Regions from separate parts of the Mus musculus genome. Here regions 2 and 3 are each linked to region 1. The links are chromatin loops, found by intact Hi-C in ENCODE. Cell type or tissue: heart. All regions are shown on one strand. Region 1 overlaps Magi1 (membrane associated guanylate kinase, WW and PDZ domain containing 1). Region 2 has its middle 43 kb from the start of 4930511E03Rik. Region 3 overlaps Magi1 (membrane associated guanylate kinase, WW and PDZ domain containing 1).

What was found. Peaks named below come from ENCODE experiments on the same cell type or tissue, not always from the same donor. Only the 100,000 strongest peaks of a DNase experiment are listed, where the experiment ranks them.
Region 2: it touches region 1 in a loop (6-fold over the local background); 6 of 42 quality-filtered maps call a loop at or near these places.
Region 3: it touches region 1 in a loop (8-fold over the local background); 5 of 42 quality-filtered maps call a loop at or near these places.

What each region holds. Positions count from the first base shown.
Region 1 is chr6:94,078,000-94,085,999 of GRCm38, forward strand. All of the region lies in intron 1 of Magi1 (membrane associated guanylate kinase, WW and PDZ domain containing 1), which reads right to left. Among named protein-coding and RNA genes, the nearest start is that of Gm52867, 150 kb to the right of the region's middle. In heart, CTCF peaks have their summits at 920 and 3,335 (motif pointing right); a DNase peak (open chromatin) is centred at 3,332; H3K27ac peaks cover 2,691 bases.
Region 2 is chr6:94,983,131-94,991,130 of GRCm38, forward strand. No RefSeq gene overlaps it. Among named protein-coding and RNA genes, the nearest start is that of 4930511E03Rik, 43 kb to the left of the region's middle. In heart, a CTCF peak has its summit at 3,419 (motif pointing left); no DNase peak of the experiment used is centred here.
Region 3 is chr6:94,182,809-94,190,808 of GRCm38, forward strand. All of the region lies in intron 1 of Magi1 (membrane associated guanylate kinase, WW and PDZ domain containing 1), which reads right to left. All of the region lies in intron 1 of 4930511A08Rik (RIKEN cDNA 4930511A08 gene), which reads right to left. It overlaps Gm52867 (a long non-coding RNA gene), which reads right to left. Exons shown (of 2, transcript XR_003956333.1): 2 at 5,157-8,000. Among named protein-coding and RNA genes, the nearest start is that of Gm52867, 41 kb to the right of the region's middle. In heart, CTCF peaks have their summits at 928, 4,444 and 5,912 (motif pointing left); DNase peaks (open chromatin) are centred at 953 and 4,293; H3K4me3 peaks cover 572 bases; H3K27ac peaks cover 4,118 bases.

The DNA.
Region 1 (8,000 bases):
CTACCTTTTGAAGATGACAAATGTGTTAATATACAGCAGTGATAAGTAGCGCTGACCTTTCCCTAACTAGCTGAATCTCTCTCAGACTCTGTGTGATGCCAGGATGTGTTACCACGAAAATAATGAGACTAAAAGGCAAAAGATGATGTTTCTTGAACACAGCTGACCAACCGGAAGATGGGGTACCACGGATGGCTGAGACCATGCATCAGGAAAGGCAGAAAGGAGGGCAAGGGGCTTACCCAACGGTGCCAACGGATACAGCAGAAAACAAGTCCCCCCCCTATTCTTGCTTACATTAATCAGCATTTAGTTATAATATTATTCAAGTGCCCAGAGGAAGGTTGGAGGCAGAAACCTCATAACAAAACAGTCAGCAGGGTGGTGGTGGCGCACGCCTTTAATCCTAGCACTTGGGAGGCAGAGGCTGGCAGATTTCTGAGTTCGAGGCCAGCCTGGTCTACAGAGTGAGTTCCAGGACAGCCAGGGATACACAGAGAAACCCTGTCTCAAATAAACAAACAAACAAAATTTAAAAAGAAAAAAAAAAAAAAAACAGTCAAAGGACTCAAATCCTATCTAAAGCAAGTCAAAGGAGAGACCTGAGGCTCCTGTGCAGGTCAACTCACAAAGAGCCTTAGCTGCCACATTCAGAATCAGTGTTACAAACCGTCAATGGCTGAGCAGCAGTTTCCTCTTTGAAGGCAAATTGATCCTAATATTTTTAAAAAGTACATTAGTGTGACCCAAAGAATTTGAATTAGCCCAGTGCATATTTGAAGAGCATGCATGAACTTGTTTGCAAAACCGTAGGAAAACTAAGGAAGTTATGAACACCGGCGTGACAGACTTCTGGGGAAACACAACACACCCCAGAAAGGGAACTCAGAACAGGCAATGCAATGACTGCAGCAAATCACTGTGGGGAGCCACTGAGGTGTTACTAATAAATGCGGGCGGGGGTTCCTTAGAAGCAACAAGGGTGAACTGAAAGCAGCTGCATCCCTGAAGACCCTCCTCAACCTCCCATGCAACTCTGGAGCCCTCTGCACAGCTCGCAGGCAGCTCGGCCTTCCAAGAATCTCCTCTCTGCAGCTCTGTTCTCATCAGTCTCCTGCCTCGCCACTGTTCACTCCTGTCTACACTGCTGGGGAGGGACCGCGAGATCTTCCAAGTTTCTGTTCCTCCACAGAGGTGACCTTTTGTTTACCTCCCGAGTCTCCTGGAGGAAACTGCTTGTGAGATGCAGTGATAAGAAAAGAACTGAGCTCATGCAGAGGGGAAGGAGGTCTTGAGTGCTGCTGCTTTTCCATTCTCAGAGAACAGTGAGTAGGGATGCTTTTTAGTGCAGACTCCACACAATTCATTTTTTAAATGTTTGGAAGGACAGAATAGCACCCATACAGGTCATCTACAGAACAGACCCTGACACCCCCCCCCACCCCCTCCAGACAAGCCTCCTCTCAGTCACTGAGGGCTTCTCTAGGCCTGGCCTGGAGAGGAAGCATCTGAGGGCTTTAGCATCACAGCTGCCTTAGTCTGCTTCCCAGAAGCAGGGCCAGTAAAGAATCATTACCCAATTTTATATGGTGATTGCTGTTTCTCAAAGCCCAAAGACGCAATGAAATTTACTGAGCTTTAGGTTCTTAGGAGCTCCATCATGGTGAGGGGCTTCAAGCCAGTATTACCATGTGATAAGATCCATGGAAGGACTTGCTAAAGGTTTTCCTCAATTCTGTCTTTAATCTGCATCACCCTGCCCCCTGGCAACCACATATGTAGTTTGGGTCTTTGCTGGGGTCACAAGTACTGGGGGGTAGAGGTGACTAAGCTACTGGGCTGGAGAGTTCCATGCAAAAATGTTAAATTTGTTCTGTACAGAGCTGCTGGCAAGCAGGGGGTCTTGGCTGCAGTCTCCTGGGCTTTGATGGACATGATGCATTTCCATGACTGCTCATCACAGAGCCCAAGTCTAGAATCCCTGCCTATTAAGAAGAAAATATTTTCCCAGTATATGCTGCAAAATTTTTAATTAAGAAGTATGGCAATTGCCCAAAGATGTCCACGTCTGGATCCCAGGAGCTCCTGAATGAGGCACACAGCAAACAGAACAATGATTGCTAATTGAGATGACCTTACAGTAGTTCGTGGACGGGCCCTAGCTAACAGGGAGATGTGATAGCCATGGTTTTGAAAAGAAGAAAGCAGCCCCAAAGAAAAGTTAAGGAAATGGAGTTTCCCACAGGAGACACCAGAAGGGAGTGGGGCCTCCTCCACAGCTGGATGCTTAGCCTGCTGGAATCACTGCTCAGCATTAGTCCCCAGACACTGCTTCATTTTAAGGAACTAACTTTAACTTGGTGGACTTCGTTAAAACTACAAAGAAGAACCTAATAGAAAAATAACCATTGAGGGGTTGAGGAGAGGGCTTGGTCTGCAAAGCGCTTCCACACAACCTGGTTTTGGATCTCTAGAAACTACATCTTGCACCGTAATCCCAGTTTCAGGCCCAGAAACAGGATTTCCTGGGGCTTGCTTGCCATTCTCAGGCAAGGAATGGATGAGTTCCAAATGCAGTGATGGGTGGCTGGAGGGCTGGGGGGCTGGGGGGCTGGGGGGCTGGGGGACTGGCCTTTACGTTTTGAGAGTTTCTATTTGGAAAACAGTCTTGAAGTTCTTCAGAAAGCTACACGTGAAGTTACCAGTTGACCTCATAACCCTACTCCAAGGTGCTTTACGACAGAAATGGAAGCATGTGCCCACATAGAACCTCGCAGATGAACATTCCCAAGTAACATTAATTATAAAGAAGCTTTAAAAGCAGAAACAACCCAAAGGTCTACTAGTCGGTAAGCTGTAAAGTATTACAGAGATAGAGTCACACAGCAGAGTATTTTTAGCAAGAAAGGACTTGAGCCCTAATATGTGATCATGGGGGGGAGAAACTACAAAGTCCAGGTATTATATAGCTCCCATTATGTGAAATATCTACAAAAGTCTATAGAAGCAGAAAGTACATTTTCTTGAATATCTCCGGCCCCAAGGCACTGGAGAAAGGGACAGAGAAGGGAGGGGTATGAGTCTACTTTGAGAGGAGATTAAAATACTCCCAAAATAAGAATGAGAAGGCTGCATGATGCAAGATGGTTGCATAACTCTGTAATTCCATTAAAAACACTAAACTGTACCAAATGTTACATGAATGAATGTTGCACCACATATCAATTATTTCTAAATAAACCACTTAAAATGTGATTTAACTCCAACAGAGCCATGAATTTATATAATTTTCAGCAGTTTATCCAAGAAATGAGGAGAAACACAGCACGCCACAAGAGGGCGCTATCTTCAAAGCTACAGAAGGGATGCTAAACTATGTGGGTAATTTCCTTACCAATCTAACTCCATATTCATCTCCTCCTTCCTTTTTGAGGGAAGCAGCATTTATTGGCTCGTTTCATCCAAGCCAGGAACATGACCAAAGTTGATAGCAGGTTGACAAATCAAGGATTAAACACAAATAAAACATAAATGTTTAAACTGAATGTCAGGGACAGAGAAAATACAGACAAAATACAGACAGCACGCCAGTGTGCTTCTTCCTGAACCTCCAGTCACACAACAGACCGCAGCAAGGTACTTACTCAAGATGGAATTCATCAGGATAACATCAATCAGTACAAGAAATGGAACGTGTTATAAATACTCGGGGACTGCTTTCCTGCTCTATTTCCTGCCCCTGGAAAAGTTCCTGCTGCAACTAGCCCCCAATAAAGACTTAGCAGGGGGACAGAATGAATGAATGAATGAATGAATGAATGAAATCAGTATTTCTTTCTATTTCTATTGTGCCTTGTAAACCAGATCAAAAATATCCCTCTCTGCACCCACACCGAAATGAATTGTTTTACCAAGTATCTCTCAGAAATACATTAGGCAGTATTAAACGTAATTCCTTTGGTCAAGAAATCCTCTAGCAGCTGGGCATGGTGGCACACACCCCTTTAATCCCAGCACTCGGGAGGCAGAGGCAGGCAGATTTCTGAGTTCAAGGCCAGCCTGGTCTACAAAGTGAGTTCCAGGACAGTCAACGCTACACAGAGAAACCCTGTCTCGAAAAGAAAGAAAGAAAGAAAGAGAGAGAGAGAGAGAGAGAGAGAGAGATCCTCTAGTACTGACAGACACACCTTTCAGTGATTCATCTTTAAAGTTTTCCTACGTAAAAATATTTCAGTCAATGCCCTTCCTAACACTGAGAAGCACACAGCAATTCATTAGTGGAAATTAGATGGTTCTCCTTTCAACTCATATTTTAAGTGAGCTGACATCCGAATGCCTGTGGTAACACCACCACTTTTCCATCCCCTAAGTCATTCAGGGACAGAGAAGATCATAGAGGCAACCACAGACAGATGGATGCACTCAGGGTACAAGGAACAGGTGGAGATAAAGCTATCGTAGTGAAGACACTGTGGCCACCTTTAAGCCTCTCAAACCTCGACCAAAAGAGCATTTGCACAGCAACACACCCTAAAAGAAACCAGACACACTGAAGAATAAATCCAACTTGAAAAGTCTTCCTCTACCATTTTTTTTAGAGAACAGTCTACTGTCAAAACAAAGATGTTATGTTTAGCCAGTTCTAGGCAGCTCTGAAACTTTAAATAGAAAACCAAAAACACACTGAGCTTGAACGACAGGAGAACCAACTCTCACACACCATCATTCATTTATGTACTCAAAACCATGTCATGGAGCTAAGGGCTATATTAGGTGCTGGAGAGACGACAGCAAACAGGACATACTCTCTGTCCTCTGAGACTGCACAGCCCAGCGGACCAGTGGGACAAAGAAGTGGGCAATTATAAAAGCTGAGTGGAATGCTAAGAGCAAGCCTATGGTACTCTGGGAACACTAAGCCGAATACCTAATCAGGGTTTAGAAGTTAATAAAACAACTGCCAATCATGTAGTTACACACACAGATAAGGACTTTGCCATTGAAAGTGGGTGGGGAAGGTACCCTAGACAAAAATCCCCCACGCAAAAGCCAAGAAGCTAAGCAAACCCAGAAAGAGGGAACCCAGCACGACTGAGGTCACGGGTGGAGACGGTCAAGGTTAAAGTCAAAACAACCACTGAACTAATAAGCAAGGCTCACCCACTCTTGATCCCCGGGGATCATACAGGTCTACAAGAGGCCATTTTCTTTCTCTTCCACATTTTCAGATCCTTCTAAATTCCCTCAAGATCAAATAAGAAACCCTAACAGGTAATTCACACATACTCTAACTCAATTGTTTCGTGGAACTCGACTTGGGTACAATCAGGAGCAGTTCTCGGAAAACACTAGCACGTCACGTGTCTGTGACAAGCTTCTGAAGGCTTTACAGGGATTTAAAAAAAAAAAAAGTGATCTGTTCTGGGGGATCACACAAGCATCCACAAGGTAGGTGTCACCCCAGTCTTACAAATAATATCCCTGCAGCTCAGCCAAGTCCGTGAACTCAGCAATAGAACTCGGTCTAACCCAACCTACAAGCCACCAGAGCAGTGCTCCCCACTGGTTACGTCCTGCTGTGTGGGCAAGTTGTGTGGACAAGTTAGGAGCATGCTTGTGTATGGACTGTAAGTGATTCATTGTATCCTGTTGCTTCTGCACTATGAACTTGGGAGAAGTCTCTCCAGCTCGCTACATCCATGGTAGGTGGATGCCTCAGACAGACCTGCCAGCGTGATCTGCACTCTAGAGCCTTTACAGCTACAATAAAACCAATACTGGGAAAGCACTCTTTAAATCATGCGGTACTTCTCCAGATACATACGAATTACAATTCTGCCTTGTTAAACATCTCTGAGCAAGGCGCAACCTTAATAATTAGGACAAGTTTTCCTCTCCCTTTGTTCTGCTTTCTACAAGGCAGAAACAGCTTCGACATAAAAATCCCCGGGTCTCTTATCCAGAGAGCTCAAAACAAGAAATACTGTCAAAGCTGGTCTGTAAGATCCTTCAGCAGATAAGAGTCTGCTGTGCAAGGCCAACCATCCAAACCTGATCCTATGAGCAGACTGACTCCCAAGAGCTGTCCTCTGGCACGTGCACTCTCTCTCCCTCCCTCTCTCCCTCCAGGGCATATAAGGACCTGTATTTACACACCCAATAAACAAACAAACAAACAAAACAAATGTTTTTTTTAAAAAATTGTTAGTGTAAGCTTTATCACAAATGCTTAGTAATATAATCAATGTGCTGCATGACTTTCATTTCATAACCTGTAGGCCTAAAGACGACCAAGAGAAAAACTTTGTTCCTAGTACTGGAGAAGAAAAATAATTCTATACTTTCCTGAGAATCTTTGCAAGCTTTGGCTAAACTTAATTCACCTCCCTAGCTTAAAACAAACAACAATATGGCTGTCTTGGAACTCTCTCTAACTTTGAGATCTGCCTGACTCTGCTTCCTAAGGGCACAGATCAAAGGTGTGCACCACCCCCTGGGTTTGCTTTGTTTTAGCAGCTGAGCTTGCTGTCTGCACAGGGAAAAAAGGGTGGGTGGGGGGGTGGTGAAGAAATGCACTGAGTCCTCCTTGCAAAAAAAAAAAAAAAAAAGCTCTTCAGCACAACTCAGCCTAAATTAGTGGCTTTTTAAAGCCAACCCGTTGAAATCCAGTCATGGTCCTTTTTCTTAGATAAAGGCCAAAGTGGACAGTCACATCACACAAGGGTTACTGCCATTCAACAGCTAAACGAGGAAAAATAAGAAAGCCTATTTTCCTGCAGACAGACAGATCCTGATTAGGCAGCATTTTATTGAGCCTGTGAAGTCAGCTACAGGATCTGTAAAGAACTGTTAAGCTTAAGCTAATAAAGTGGGAAAGGGTAGCTTAGAGCCAAAGAATCCTGTCATTTCAACTTGTCAGCTTGAGCTCCGCAGGGAGCCTTGGGCCTTTCAGTTCAATAGCGGTAAGAGACTGATGCAATAAAGCAGGTTCAAATCAACATGCTTCACACATGCAGTACTTATAAAAGCAAGCATTCTTCATAGTCCTCGCTGTCCCGGCCTCTGTCACCCACTCTTCCTGAGAGGAACAAGCAGGCTTCCCCTCGAAGCTGAAGAGGTCATGCTGGCCCAGCAAAGGCTTTTTGGTAACATAAAGTAGACAAGTGACCTGCAGACAGGAAAATCCAGATACTCAAATCCCTACATAAAATGTCTCAGTATTTGCATATCACCTACATGCACTCCCACATACTTTAAACTAACTGTATTACCAACACTCAGCTCAATACAAACGCTAAGGAAGTAATTGTTGTATCAGATTCTTTGGCGACATTGACAGGATACGAAAAGCCTGTAGCATATGTTCAACACAGACAGTTTTGTTTTGTTGTTTTCAAATATTTCTGTTTGCAGCTGGTCGAACCACAGGTATGCCACCCACAAGTACAGAAACCAATGGTTTATACCTCTACAAGACACGCCGGTCAAAACTAATGATCATCTACTGAAGCTGTGTGTGTCAAGACGGAATACAGCTTAGCAAGGGATGGTAGATACAAGTGGATTCACCAGGAGACGAAGGAAGGTTTGAAGGAAGGGGAAACAACATCAGTTCTGGCTATTGAATGTCTTCCAGCCTGCTTGAGTTCCCCGAGAGACTCCGCTCTTCCTTTCTCTTGTGTTCCAAGCGTCTGATTCTTAGTGTTCAATCACTTTCCTTTTAGACTTGCACATGTCAGAAAAAAATGTTCCTTTTCTCCTTCAAGTATCCTTTGGCCTGATACTTCTACCTCAAGGTAGAATTCTAGCTTAATTTCTCCAAGAAAACTGGTAAAAAAAAAAAAACCCTAATAGATATCCAAATAACTAAAAAAGTTAACAAAGTGCTTAACAACAAACATTTAGGGGAATCTTTAAATGACAAGCTAAACAGGACTGGATTAACAAACCATTATCTATAGATTCTGAAAAAGTTTATAACTATTCAACATTACTATTGA
Region 2 (8,000 bases), 910 kb after region 1:
GTCTCTTGTGAGACTATGCCGGGGTCCTTTTTCTTTTAACTGAGTAATATTCACCTGTGTGTGTGTGTGTTGGTTTGTTTTGCTGTCTACTTGCTGAAGACCCTCTAGGCTAGTTGCAAGTTGGAAGCGTTGATAAAAAAAATAGCTAAAAACATTCATATATAGTTTTACTTTGAATATATCCTTTTATTTCTCTAAAACTAATACCCGAGAGTATAACTGCTAGCCCAAATGATAGCTAGAGGTTTAGTTATGCAGAAAATAGTCAAATTGTTTCCCAGAGTAAGTGCCCCATTTTCATAATGGTGCCCACAATGTTTGGATGATCCATTCTCTCCTCATGACTCCAGCACTTGGTGGTGTTCCCATTTCTAATCTAAGTAACAGGCAACAATTGTATCTCCTTTGGATTTTAATATATATTCCCTAGTGGCTGATACTGCTGAATACATACTGTCTGGATGCCCTCTCTAGTGACATAGCCACTCATATCTTTTACCAATTTTCTCAGTTCCTGTAGCTTATCTTCTCACTCAACTTACATGGGCCTTTTCAGTGCAAAAATTTGCCTTATAATTTTAAAATGTCAATTAGAAGAATAAAAATAACCATGCTTGCTGTTTCTTCCAGTAATTTAGCATGTATTTTCCTTGAAAGTGTTCTAGTTTCTGTTCTCTGTGACTAGATAATAAAGTGATATTGTATACCATGAGATTAGTTGGAAATAGTTTCAGACATGAATGAGAAGTGAGCTTGGATGAATTTTCACACTCTGTTTCTCCTTTAGAGAACAGAGCTAGCAATGAACATCCTTCTCTTGCAGACAGAGAAAATAGATGTAACTTCAGAAGAGAAAGCACACTAGTGTCTGAGACACTAAGCGGTAACTGTAGTCTGGGTAAAGGAAAGAAAACTGCATCACAGGAACTGTGATGTACCATTTGAATCACAAAAAATCTAGTAACCAGCTCCAACTACAGAAGGCTGGATCTCTGGATGATGGGAAATCCACACGTATGAAGCACCATAGCCACAACCAGAAATGGTCAGGTTAGTACATCATTGTGACATGCTAATATCCAGGTGTGGTCTTGTACGCTTATAGGCTTGTAATTCAAGTACTGGGGAGGTTGAGGCAGAAGGCTTCCAATTTCAAGGTTCACCTGAGCTACATAGTGAATTTAAGGCCAGCCTGGAACACATGGTGAGATCATACCTTAAATACAAAATAAAACATACATATATGCATATATAAAGAGTTTGAAATGGAGTTGACCTCTAATTGGAAAACAATTCCTCTCCTAGATGACATAGGCTATCAAATAAAAAGCTAAGCAATGTAAAATATGGGGTACCTCTTTTCAAATTGTGGTTAGCAGGGTCCCATAGACTGCCTCTAGATGTTACAGGCTATTGCCTTGCTCTTAATTGTCTCCAGATGGTAAGACTCTGTTGCAGATGCCATACACTTTAGTCATAGAATGTTGGGAAATCAAAGTGGTACTGACCTGGAAGCTTCCTCTCTACTGACTGCATGTCACAGTGCTGGAAGGTGCCGTGTAAACTACTGAGGGAGAAAACAAACCATCTGTGAGCCCTGTGAGCTCTAATAACAACTGGCCTGGCAGGGCAGGCTCACTGGGGCAATACTGGCATGGATGTCGTGGGAGCAATCAATCGTTTTCTGATTATAGTAAAGGCCTACTCCACAAGATGTGACTCATGCTCAGCAGCATCAATGGGGCCAAGAACCTATCAGCTTGCTAAGTCATAGGCTCTAGAAGAGAACCTAATATTATTATGCTGCTAAATGGATATAGCAGCAAACTAGTCTTCTCTTCATGTCATGGACTAGTGCATCTCCCAAGCCTCATCAGAGAAGCTTATGTTTTGCAGAGACCCTCGACTAGTCAATGCTCAGAAAATAATGACCCACGTGTGTTAAATAGCACATCTATATAATACCTCTTCCTCCCAGGGCTTTAGGGCTCACTACAGAAGAGGGAGCAGAGAGATAGTACAAAGCAGAGGTAGTTGATAAATACAGAGAAACTGTGTCGTTTTGGACATGACAGGGCAGCTGCACACAGGAACAGTGGCTATGACTATATGTGCAAGATAAAGCCAGACAAAATCCTAAGCATGGGTGGGGATGAAGTCACAAACTGAGGGCTTAGGGAACGTGGGCCCTGAGAGAATGCCCATGTCCAGTAGATGGCCTTATACCCATGCACATAGTGGCAGCACTAGGAGACTCCATGAGTTTAAAAAAAAAAAAAAAGCACATGAAATTGGGACAGAGTAGTGCTGGTGGAGATGGAGGAGAAATTGGAAAGATAAAATAAGAAAAAGAAAGAAGAAGGTTGATGGCAGTTAGACAGCCAAGGTGTTGTGTGAACTATTCTGAGTCTGATGGTGTATATTTGATGGTGTATATTTGATGGTGTATATTTACAGAGTGTTAACTTATTCAATTTTGCATTTCAACTTTCTATGTTTTAACTTAGGCTTAAGAGTTTGAAAGAATGTATCATACCCAAGCCTGAAAACATCCAGTTTATGAAAATGCAAACACAAATGGTTGTCCTTCAGTTCAGGACTCCCCATAGATTCCAACGGCTACAGAGGCACAGTATCAAAACGTATTTGCATGCAGCCTACCAACATTCTCCCCCACACTTTCAATCATCTGTAGATCATACAGAATACTTATTGCCATGCCAATGATATATAAATAGTTGCCATATTGTCCCATTTAGGAAAAAAATGATGTTACAGCTTGACTATGAAGTGCCCCCATAGACTCATATTTCAAACACTTGTTCCCCAGATGCTAGAACTATTTTGGGAGGTTCTGGAAACTTTAGGAGGTGTGACAGGGTTGCAGGAAGTAGGTCATTGGAAGCATTCTTTTGAGGCTAGAACAGGTCCTGGTCTCTTCCTAGTCCTCTGTTTCCTGCCACCCTAAGGTGAGCAGCCTGCAATACATGCTCCCAATGCTATGGTATCCTTGTTTCAGCACAGGCCTGCAAATGGCAGAGAAAGAGACTATGGGATATAATCTCTAAACCCTTGACAAAAAAAATCATCTCTGCTTTAAGTTGCTTATGTCAAATGTTTGCCATAGTGCCAAGAAGACTAACAACAAATGACAAGACAAAATAGGCTACATATTTCTAGCATGGCAGCAGTTTGATTGTAAAGACACAAAATCACAGATAACACAGCCTACTGCACACTTTCACATGCTCTGTATTAGACACAAGACAGTAATGAGCTGTGTTGATCGTGGGGTTGCCTAAGCGATACAGAAGTTGTTCAAGGATGATTTTTCTTACTGTTTAAAAGATCGTTTAGAAGAGTCCATAAGTGTGCTGTCTGCAACTCTGCAGTCATTCTCAATGACAACACTGCCCTCTAGTGTTCTCTTCTTTCTAGAACGAAGAGACAGTCTAGCAGTGTGTGCATACTCAGATGCATTGGTTTCAGGGACCACCACCAGCAATGTTTGTTACCTATCTGCCTGGAAGTGAACTCTAGTGATTCAAACCTGCCTCTTTCAACAGCTGCTCAAGCCAAGTCAGTTCTTCTGAAAGGACATTTACTAGGTATGCACAGACCAGAACACTGTGGGACTAAGACTGCAAAATAAGGGCTGAGATATCACCAGTCAAAGCAAGATGTAGAGGCAAACCTCCACGTCTGTTTGATGCCTTTATAATACTATTTCTGGAAAGTGTACCATTGTGGACTATCTTACTCATGGACTGGTCTCCCCTCTTCTCCCTGGAAAAAAATGATTTTCAAAAGTACAATTTCCAAAAGACAACACACATGATAGTTTTTCATTAAGATGGTCAGATGCACCTTAAAGCAAGCATCAAGTATTTGCAACAGCAGGGAGTGGCATATTGCACCCATTAACCATCACCCCAAGACCAGTTACCATCTACCACCCATATGCTGACAATCCAACTCGATCTGAATTTCCATCTTTTACTTTTTGAGACGCACTGACGAAAATGATACTTTATCAGTTTCATTTCATATTTTAAACATTGGCATCATTTCCCTCATACAAGTTCTTTGGAAAGAGAAGCTGGCAACATCCGCCAGCCCTGTTACTAGCAAAGTTGGTATTCTCAGAGTAAATTTCTCTTCATTGGATAATTTCTATTAATTGCATGCTATGTGGCAAAGGAGGGGGGAGGAGAAAGAGAGGTGAAGAGGGAGAAATTTCCTCTTGGTCACCCTGCAGTGATCTCCTTGGGAACGAAATAATAAGTAGAACTATCAAGGAGAAAGCACAAAGGCCCTTCTGCAGTGGGTGGTCACTATCGTTAATTCTTCATTGTATTTCTCACTAACCTAAAGCTCCTGTGAACTATTAAATTACTATGGGGATTTCCTCTGGGCTTCTGGCCCCAGCTGGTCTCAGGATGTTCTCAGCAACAGGCAGCTTGGGTCGTGTTCTCTGAACACCTGTCACCTGCTCCACACAGTAATCTAAATAGAATGTGCATACAAAGGGCCTTTTATCAATTATGCAATGATCAGCTTGGCTCGGGCTGAGCATCTGTGTGGCCCCCCCTTAGAATGTGTTGAATGTTCCCCAAACAGGCGGCATCAAAACACGGAGGGCAAGAAGGGGCATGAAGATAAGGTTGCTAGCTCATTCTTCCAGCTTCAGTCAGAAGAGCCTGAGCACACGGCGCTTGATCGGTGGGTGGAGGGAGATGTCTGTGGGAGGCTCAAGGCATGGGGTTTTGGGCAAAGCACAGTTAGCTGAGCTCCCCAGAAAGGAGGAGAGACTGGGTGGCTTCATAATTTCCAAGAGCATTGTGTTTAAAACAGTCTTTGTTTCTACATCAGTTGCCAGATGTCTTCAAGACTAAATTAGGGAGCTAGGGAGATGATCCTATCAGGAAAGTATTCACCATGCAAGGATGAGGGTCTAAGTTTGATCCCAAGAACCCATGTAAAAAGCCAGGCAAGGCAGTATGTATGATCCTGAAATTCCAGGGCTGGGGAGGCAGAGACAAGAGGGACCCTCAGGTCCGTTGGATAGTCAGCCTCATTGAATCTATGAGCTTCTGGATCAGTTAAAAATTCTGTTTTAAAGAATAAACTAGAAGGTGATTGAGGAAGACATCTGATGTCTATCTCTGGCCTCCATATGAATTTCACATTCATGGCATGAACACACATACACACACTCACACTCACAGACACACACACACACAGTCTATACTGAAAATGTTGGCAAGGCTATGATGAAAAGTTGCACTTAGTCTGCTGATGTAAAAGTTTCTGTGAGCTTTTAAGGAAGAGCAATTTAGGGGTGGCATCTAGAATCCTCATAACATACATCTAACATGAAGTAGAATGTTAGGGACCAATCTGGTTATTGCTCATTACTTTCTATGGGTAAGATACTTTAATGAAGCCCTACCAACAGATCCACTCCTATAAAAGTGAAAAAGATGACTTGATCACAGGGACTTTAGAGAGAGATCTCAGTTACTAATCTAGCCAACTCCATCTTGTTTCTGACTTCGTTTTGTTTTTTTCCCTTTCTTCTATGCAATGGTTGTCTTAGTCAGGGTTTCTATTCCTGCACAAACATCATGACCAAGAAGCAAGTTGGGGAGGAAAGGGTTTATTCGGCTTACACTTCCATGCTGCTGTTCATCACCAAAGGAAGTCAGGACTGGAACTCAAGCAGGTCAGGGAGCAGGAGCTGATGCAGAGGCCATGGAGGGATGTTCTTTACTGGCTTGCCTCAGCCTGCTCTCTTATAGAACCCAAGACAACCAGCCCAGAGATGGTCCCACCCACAAGGGGCCTTGCCGCCTTGATCACTAATTGAGAAAATGCCTTACAGCTGGATCTCATGGAGGCACATCCCCAACTGAAGCTCCTTTCTCTGTGATAACTCCAGCTGTGTCAAGTTGACACAAAACTAGCCAATACAACTGACCCCTTGTCAACTTGACACACAAACACATCACTAGTAAGCCTCAACCCTTACATTCTTATTCATCCCCAAGGTCTAAATAACTTTAAATGTCCCACAGTCTTTACATATTCTTAAAATTTCAATCTCTTTAAAATATCCATCTCTTTTAAAAATCCAAAGTCTTTTTAAATTAAAAGTCTCTTAACTGTGGGCATCACTAAAACAGTTTCTTCCTTCAAGAGGGAAAATATCAGGGCACAGTCACAATCAAAAGCAAAAATCAATCTCCAACCGTTCAATGTCTGGGATCCAACTCACGATCTTCTGGGCTCCTCCAAGGGCTTGGGTCACTTCTCCAGCCATGCCCTTTGTAGCACACGCGTCATCCTCTAGGCTCCAGATGCCTCTACTCCACTGCTGCTGCTGCTCTTGGTGGTCATCTCATGGTACTGGCATCTCCAAAACACTGCATGACCCCTTCAGTCCTGGGCCATCAATTGCAACTGAGGCTGCACCTTCACCAATGGCCTTCCATGGCCTCTCACAGTGCCGAGCCTCAGCTGCTTTGCGTGACCCCTTCATGCCTTCAAAACCAGTACCACCTGGGTGACCCTTACATATTACCAAGTCCCACGGCAGCAGGAGTACAACCTTGGCCATCTCTGGAACACAGCCTCTTTGTGCTTTCAGAAAACACTTCCAGAAGATGTCACCTCAATGATGCTGGTCTCTTCTTAATCACCGCTAATTTCTTAGCTCCAGCTAACCAGCATCAATAGTCCCAGTAATGCAAAGGTTTTGCTTTAGTAGTTCTGGTATCTTGTTAATCACAACTGATTCTTCAGTCCCAGCTAACCAGAACCACAGAATAATCAAACTCCAAAATAGCAATGTCCCTGAAAAGAGTCTTTAATTTTCCCTCTGAAACTTCACAAGCCAGGCCTCCATCTTCTGCACTGTTCTCAACATTATCTTCCAAGCTCCTACACAACATCCGACAGAGCTCTTAACAACGAATGGATCTTCAAGCCCAAAGTTCCAAAGTCCTTCCACAGTCCTCCCCAAAACATGGTCAGGTTGTCACAGGAATACCCCACTCTGCTGGTACCAATTTGTCTTAGTCAGGGTTTCTATTCCTGCACAAACATCATGACCAAGAAGCAAGTTGGGGAGGAAAGGGTTTATTCGGCTTACACTTCCATGCTGCTGTTCATCACCAAAGGAAGTCAGGACTGGAACTCAAGCAGGTCAGGGAGCAGGAGCTGATGCAGAGGCCATGGAGGGATGTTCTTTACTGGCTTGCCTCAGCCTGCTCTCTTATAGAACCCAAGACAACCAGCCCAGAGATGGTCCCACCCACAAGGGGCCTTGCCGCCTTGATCACTAATTGAGAAAATGCCTTACAGCTGGATCTCATGGAGGCACATCCCCAACTGAAGCTCCTTTCTCTGTGATAACTCCAGCTGTGTCAAGTTGACACAAAACTAGCCAATACAATGGTCTTATTCTTCTATTGTTATCTTAGATAAAGGAACAACGATTCTGACTGGAGAACATCTTAAGACAGAGGGCAATGAGTATTCTGTATGCAGAGTTGACTCTGACATTAATAGACTCTATTGTATATCCTGAGATAATGGGTCAAGGGAGTGATTTGTTGGACCCACAGTAGATCATGGCAATCTGGACTCCTCTATGAAATACCTAGTACCTGTCTTTCTTTCTTCTCATTATATAATTTTAGGACCTGTAAGCACATTGAAGACAGACCATTCATCACACTTCTGCTGTTCCCTGTACGGTCATGCTCTTAGTAAAAAGCTTTTGCCACCTCCACCTCTGTCTCTTTGATTGAGATTCACAGAATGGTGGATTTTACCCTAAAGCAGGTAGTAAAATCAGGAGACATTCATGTTTGGAGGTGAGCTGAACCTGGAAGCACACATATTTTCACAAGAGTCTTTGTAGGGTTTGCTTAGTTCAGTCCCTAAGCCACATCGGGTGGAAACCCAGAACTTTTGAAGGTTTGATGTAGTATTGA
Region 3 (8,000 bases), 100 kb after region 1:
GCATATTTTACTGATCACAAATCCTGACTATGAGATGAGCAAAATACTTTGCAGTCTCAGATCTTCCATTCATACTCAGATCTGACTCTCAGAGAGATGGGCAAATGGAAAATACAAGCTGCTGGGACTAAATAGAGACCATGCTAAGTTTGGGAGAGCAGACAGCATTTATCTCTCTGTACTATTATGGTGACCAACTAAGAAAAAAATAGGACACGTATGCTATGATGCTAGCAGGTGGAGGGAGAGGGTGGAAGACGCCAAGTTGGAAACCAGACTAGGCTATACAGTAAGACCGTCTCATAAACCAAAACAAGTAAGCCAGGAGGTGGTGGTGCACACCTTTAATACCAGCTCTTGGGAGGCAGAGGCAGGTGGGTACCTGAGCTTGAAGTCAGCCTGGTCTACAGAGTGAGTTCCAGGACAGCCAAGACTACACAGAGAAACCCTATCTTGAAAAGTCCTACTTGAAAAAGTAAGACAAAGTGTACCAAAGAACTTGATGCATGACCATGGTCCTCATATTATTAGAGTTTCGTCATTGTAATGTGCTGCATGAGGATCTATCTCCCTGTGGAAAGAGCCAGCTCACACTGACAGCGGAACCAACTGTGTGCAATGTTTCCCAGCTCTGCACACGGCGATAACAGTCGCCACCTATGTAACACCGGCCACGGCGGTGGTGTTTTGACAGTGGACCTGGGCAAGCACGACTCTCTTCCCAGAGCGGGCAATCAGCCAACAATCAGCACGCCCCTGGAATACTCTTGAGGATAGAATCTGGGCACTGATATTACAGTGAATTCACAAGTAGTTTTTCAGGCTGAACCAGGAGCGCTGCTTACACTGAAACTAGAAGACGCCACTTGTCAAGGGCGAGTGGGAAGAAATAATGCATTGTTTTCTCCCAGACTCAACTGCTCCTCCAGCCTGCAGGAATCCCAACTGTTCTCATTTCCTCTCCCGGCACTGCCACCATAACAAAAGCTTGGCCTTGGTCCCTCCATTCAACTGTGTCCTTCCACCTGGAAAGATTCTGAAACTGCAGTTCATAGGCAACTAGTCTCTTGGCTGAGGTTCTAAACACTTAAAACTTGCAAGGTCGCCTTTTAAGGCTGGAAGGTGTAGTTCCTTCTTTCCAAAATAACTACCTTCTCAAATAAAATCCAACCACAATGGGAGCTGTGGTGTAAGGAAAACGGCCACTTGTGATGTGTCTGTCATTACAGGCTGTAAGTGAGACAATGCACTCTTGTATTCAGAAGCACCCTCAACATGAACCAAACAGTTATAATCACAGATGCAGTCAGCGTTAGCCTTGTGGAATATGGTAATATGTGAGTGGGGCCTGCAAGTCTGTCTTAGATCACTTTCAGCAGTCAATGACAAATACCTGTGACAATGAACCTGTGTACAGAGAGAGCAACCTCCTCCGAGCAACCTATCTTTTCTTCTCCATCTAACACAAAGTTGCTATGCAGAGCAGTGCCCCTCCCTCCACCCCAGCAAACCCAGGGAACTCTGCCACTGCACAGACAGAGAACACAATAAAGGAAAAGGAGTTTACATCTATTCCAGAGTCGAGGCAATCCACACAAGACAATGCAGAACACCACCTCCTCAGCAACTTGAATCCTTTTGATGGTGCAAGAACACCGTAAAAGATGAAAACCACAACTACCATTCGCAAGCTAAACACCACAAACCACAACAGAGGCTCTGCATAAAGCTCAGTGGTGGGGTGCTTACTAGAAGTCACCCAGCCCTGGGCTGAATCCCCAGAACCCAAACCAAACAAAGGCCTCACACTCCAAACCAAATCAGCTAACTAACTCAGAGTAAGAAGGTGCGGGACACCAGACAGTTACAGAATGGAAAGTGGCCTAAGTCAGAAAGCCTGGGATCAGGAGAAGAGATAAAATGAGACACCTCATAACTTTCTATTCTATGTTCTAACCTTTCAGGAGATCCTACTCCAACCTTGCCAGCTAGCCCTTCCGAGTTCTCTATTAATAAAGTCTCTTTCCACTTAGGCTACCATTTGGAATAAAAACTGGCTCTTTATATGGTTTAGATGAAGTACTACCCTATAGTATCCTACATTATCCTACATTTTCTCAGTTAATCCAATCTACTAAAAAATAATCTTATAAACAGCTGATTTGAAAGAGGAAATACTACTACCTTAGGCTCTAACCAAATACATGTTCCATTGAAAAATGAGAATCCAGGGAAGTTGACATTTCTTTCAATAACGACCTTTAGAAACATTCTTAGTTCAACTTGAGTAATCCACTCATACATGCTGTCCCTGGAGTCCAGAGAGCATGCAGAGTGCAGCAGTGACTATACTGGTTATCATTTGTGATCCCACACAGTTTCATCCGGAGTCCCTGGCATAGTTTACAGTCCCCTGAAGACTTGATCAAGATGAGGGATCTTTTTCCATGATGGATATCTCATGAGGCTATTTGCCAAGAGACTTGATTTCAGCCAGAGAAGGTGGTGCTTGCCTTTAATCCCAACACTTGAGAGGTAGAAACAGGAGGATCTCTGGGAGTTTGAGGCCACCCTGGTGGACACTGAAAGTTCCCTTGGAATGGGGGGGAGGAGCCAGAGGCTACCCTAAGAAGAACGAGCAATTCCAAGGGTACAGTGAAGTTATGTTCTAAGCAAATAAACTAAGGGATGTACTTAAGTAGCCACTGTCATGGGTGGTAGACAGGCCATTGGGAAGGCAGCCATTGTTTCTGCCCTGGGACACAGTACGAGTTTCTCAGGAAAGACAAAAAACAAGTTCTAAAGGAAAAACAGAGGAAACTATTAGGAAGGGTTATGTTTCCCAGAATCTAGGGTGTCACATCAGGAACACCCTTAGAAAACGCCCTGAGGAGGAAGTCTGAAGTATATATAGCAACTAGCTCAAAAAATAATAGGCAATAAGGAATATTCCAGATGGAGAGAAATCAATAATTCCGGGCCAAAAACTGCGGAGGAAGGGGGCATTCAGAGCTAAAAGCAAGTACGTGATTGTCATGTGAGAGGTGCAAACTCTAAGAGTTGGGTGGGGTAAAGTCTGTAATGAGCCTCTCCAACACGTGAGGACAGAACGGGCCCTGAGGAACAGGAGGTGCCACAGTGGCACAGGTGAGTTGTGTAGTAGGAAACTCAAGAGGCTTCGCCTCTGCCAAACTTACTACTGTGTAGATTTTCTTTTGTTAGAGATGGGGTTCTCCCACAAACTGTGACCCTCTTTCCTCAATCTCCCCAGCAATCTGTACCTGACCGATGGTCAGTCTTCTGGAACGGTATCTGAAACCACCAAGCAAGGAAGCCTGTCCTACCTCTAAGAGAAAAGTAACAGTGAAAAAGAAGCTGAGTGCTAGGGAGGACAAAAGGGCAGACACTGGAAGGAACTTCCAAGTCAGCCACCGATCAAACAGAGCAGATGAGCAAGGCCAGGAACTCTCTCACCAGCCAATGTGGCATCATCATGAGAAATGACGAACCACTGTTTCAAAGCTGCCTAGTTTTGCAGGACTTATCAGTCAGCAACAAAAAAGCCTAGATGCAAAACTAAAAGGACCCCAACCCCTGGGGCCAACATGGAGGAGTATCAAAGCCCATCAGCACCAAGTCTGTCACTTAAATGTTATGGATATTAAAATATTATAGATAACAGTAGGATGAAAGGACTCGTCTACAAAATGCAAAGAAAAAAATGGCAGACTCAGGATAGCCACTGTTTAAGAAGCTGCTGGTAACCCATGAGTTAACCACAAACCTCCTCTCACTTAGCTCCATATATTACATCCAAAGAGAGTCCACTGGAAGACGTGGGTGAGTCATGATGCGGAAACCCAGCAAAGGACTTTGTACCTTGATTGCCACTTAAGTGGTAAAGAAAACAGAGAAAATCGTGTGAATAAACACAGAGATAAAGGAGCTAAGGACACCAAGGTGCTGATCCACCAGCCGAGCAGAGAAACAATCGGTGTTTGCCTTGCCAAGATACAGAACACTCAGCACAAGCTGGATCTAACTGGGTGTTTCCCTTTAAGTCTCTGCACAGCAGCTTTCCTCCGGGTGCTGGGTTGAGTCTGTACAGCTTGCCAAAGGCACTTTCCACTGGTCTCCATCAGAGACCAGGGAAGGTGAATGAGCAAAAGTGGAAGCTGAGGAGCTGGAATCAATTCTGAGATCCAAGAACCATCCCCGGACAGCAGAGTCACAACCAGCAGTGACACTTGGCCAAGAGCCCTGGCCCTTCTGCTTCTGATGTTTCAAGGTTAGGGTCTTGGTGTGTTTTGAGTAACAACAGTCTGGGTTCAGCTCAGGAAATCCTCTCCCTCCCCATGTGGCTCACCAGGAAATGGTTTATAAGTCAGCTTGTTCCTGGAGGTGACCTAACAGGTTGAATAGGAACTTGCCTTTAGGTTTGGTAGCCCTCCCCTGGCCAATCTGTGGCTAGTGGTTCAACCACAGAGCCACAGGCAGCCTATGCAGCATGAGTCCATCATGAACACGGGTTTCCTGTATGGCCTGCATTGGATATGCATGACCACAACTCATTCTGCTGTACCTGCTACATGGAAGTTTTTAAGACTATTTTTTGGAAGGGGAGAGGGTGCTGGGGATGCAAAGCCAGGACCTCCTAGATGCTAAACAGGCGTGCTAGCAACGAGCCTCCATCTACCCCATAGCCCCTAGTTTATTTTTGCCTCCATTATAATTAATTCTAACAAACAGTGCAGTACTGCATGAGACAAAAAAAAAAAATGGAGAGAATACTACAAAAAATATATATCAAAATTAGTCATTGTAGGAACTAGAAACAAGGCTCAGCAGTTAAGAGCATTAGCTATTCTTCCAATGGACTTAGATTTGATTCCATCCACGTAGCAGCATATAACTGTCTAGAACTCCAGTTTCAAGGGATCAGTGCCACTCCCACAGGTGCCAGCTATATGTGTGGTACACAGGCATACATGCAGGCAAAAAACCCACACACATAAAATGTAGAAACTACTAAAAGGGCTTGCATTTTTACTTAGTGAACATTCTTGTGTTAGACGATTAAGTGAACCCCTAAGAGCTATAAATAGGAGAGACCAGGCATTCACTTTACTAGAAACCAAGATGTGACTTCTTGTTACTGTTGGCTTTTTTTTTTCTGTAGTGTGTGTGTGTGTGTGTGTGTTTGTGTGTGTAGAAAGAGCAGTTTTTCAAAATCAAGAGAATGTATACAAAATAATACTCTATTAAGAAGTGTTTGAGCTCAGCCAGGCGTGGTGGCCCACACCTCTAATCACAGCACTGGGGAGCTGGGGAGGCAGGTGGATCTTTATGATTTAGAGCCTGCTAAAGTGGGTTCCGGGATAGCTAGGGCTACATAGAGAGACTCTATCTCAAACATAAAAAAAACAATAGGACTGTTTGACCAACTCTCTTAATCTAAAGAAATATCTTCTATGTTATACAAAAACCCATCATCTGTCCTATCAAGTTCAAGCACACACAACATGGAAATTTTAACCTATTAAGAGTTTTCTGAGCCACAGCTATGGCTCAGTTTTAGCATGCTTAAATAGCATGCATGAAGCCTTGAGTTGGAACCCAAACATAGACGAAGAGTGGTGGCAAATTTGAGAACTAGAGATTAGAAGTCAAGGTAATCTTTGGGTGCGCAGCAAGTCAGAAGTCAACCTAGGATTTAGAGGACTTCTTTAAAAAAAAAGTCTTTTTGCTTCAAGTTTCTAAACCACAAATAAAAAGAGAGATCTTAAGATTAGGATTTGGGGCTGGAGAGATGGCTCAGTGCTTAAGAGCACTGACTGCTCTTCTGAAGGTCCTGAGTTCACATCCCAGCAACCACATGGTGGCTCACAACCACCTGTAATGACTCCCTCTTCTGGAGAGTCTGAAGACAGCTACAGTATACTTACATATAATAAATAAATAAATAAATCTTTAAAAAGGAAAAAAAAAAGATTAGGACTTGAATGGACAGGAACAATTTATTTTACTTTAATTAAACTAAATCAAATCATAAGCCAAAGCAAAAAAAAAAAACTTTTTTTGAGAACAGGACTTATTTAAAATGAGTTTTGCTTGTTTGTTTTGTTTTTGTTTAGTTTTTGGTTTTTTGGGGTTTTTTTTGTTGTTGTTTGGTTGGTTTGGTTTGGTTTGGTTTGGTTTGGTTTGGTTTGGTTTGGTTTTTTCCTTGGCGCTACTTCTGCTGCTGCTTGGAGTTGAGGGTGGTGTGTTAAATAAATCAGAACCCATGGTTTTGCACAAGCAGACCCTACATTGTTTAATAATGGCCCTTAAAACAAATGAAGAGTTCTGCTCTCACTTTCCTGGTCAAGATGACTGAAGTGCTACATACAGACTAAAAATAGACAAAATCACCGTTAAGATCTCAAGATAACACTGTCGAAAATGACAACCTTCCCACTGACTAACATGTGACACCTGAGACTCTCATGTGGTGCTGAGCAATTTCATGCACTGGATAAAATAGATGAAAATAACATTATGCAGGCACTTCTTTGGATACAACCTCGTCTAAGCATCACAGGTGGGACATCCTAATTATCTAAGCCAACAGCTGTACGTGTTCTTTGGTGTAACAATGACATGAGACTTATTTATAGTTTTCCTGAGACACATTAAACATTTCCTGAAATGAGACATCACTAAAGCCATTCCATTCTGATAGACCAGCCCAGCACAAGGGGAAAGGTCCTCAGAGACAAAAGGAAAGGCTTAGCAGAGGGCACTGCGCCCAGCCTTGTGGACTGTGTGGTGAGGATGCAACCCCTGTAGGTAAACAGCAGGAACAGCTGTATCCTGCCCTGCGTGCCTTCATTCGGGAAGGTCTCTAATGTAAACACCAGCCCTGCTGCTTGTTTTCGTGGCCTCTTCAAAATAATTTTATTATGACTATGTAGCTTAAGAGAAAAATATAAATATGCCTGCTCTTACTTTAAACTAACTTACACAGTGCATGGAAAGTGCTAGCCAGATCATCAATGAGCCATGCTCTTTTGAACTTCCTGTGTCTCTAGAGTGATACACAAAGAATCTTTTTATGTGCATCTCTTTTTTCAAAGTCGAATTCATGGCTCCTGAAGGTTTCCACACGTTCGTGACTACAGACAGGAAGCAACGCAGCCATATAATCTCTAGTGTTAGAAAACGTGCAAACTGCACTTTAACGCCATGACTATTTTTGGTGTGTTTTTTTTTCCATGATTACACTGTGGGGTGGGGGTGGGGGGTCAAAACCCCCCAGTACTAATTCTGGGCAAAGTACAAAGAATCAAGCAGAGATGACTCAAGTTGGTTCTGAACACAGGCTGGAGAATGTAAAGTAACCTGCAGAAACATTAAAGAGGCCTTAAAGATGGGCTGTGATCTAAGTCAGAGAGAGTATTGCAATGGTGAACATTATACTGCAGACCCATCAAAACCAGAAGTTAGGAGAGAGAGGAGTTAGATAAAATACCAATCTCTCCTCTCACCTGCCCTGAAGGTAGGTGGTCACTACACCAGACACTGTGAGAAAGAAACTGGAAGGTAACGAAACGCCCACCCGGTCAGGCAATGGTATGCAGAAGTCTAAGGAGGGCTGGAAGCAGAGCTGGTATTACGCATATTCTCTCAATGTTAGTAGCACACTGTGGCCATCTGAGAAATGGTTATTCCCATCATATCAAGTTTTTTCATCATTACTATTCTCTCTAGAGATTACAGAAGAATAAAGGTGACCAAAATTTAAAAAAAAAATCAAAATGTTAAAATAACAGTGTGGCAGAGACTGTGAGTTGCCTAACTGTCCTCTGTCCTGTCCCTTGGTATCAGAACTATAATAACCTTGTTAACCACATGCTGTAAACAAGGGAAAGGCTTGACCAGGGACCCTCCCACTCCCAGGAGACCATTCTCATTTTTCCTTAATAAATCTATATTTACTTTGCTTTAGAAGTTCAAGAAAA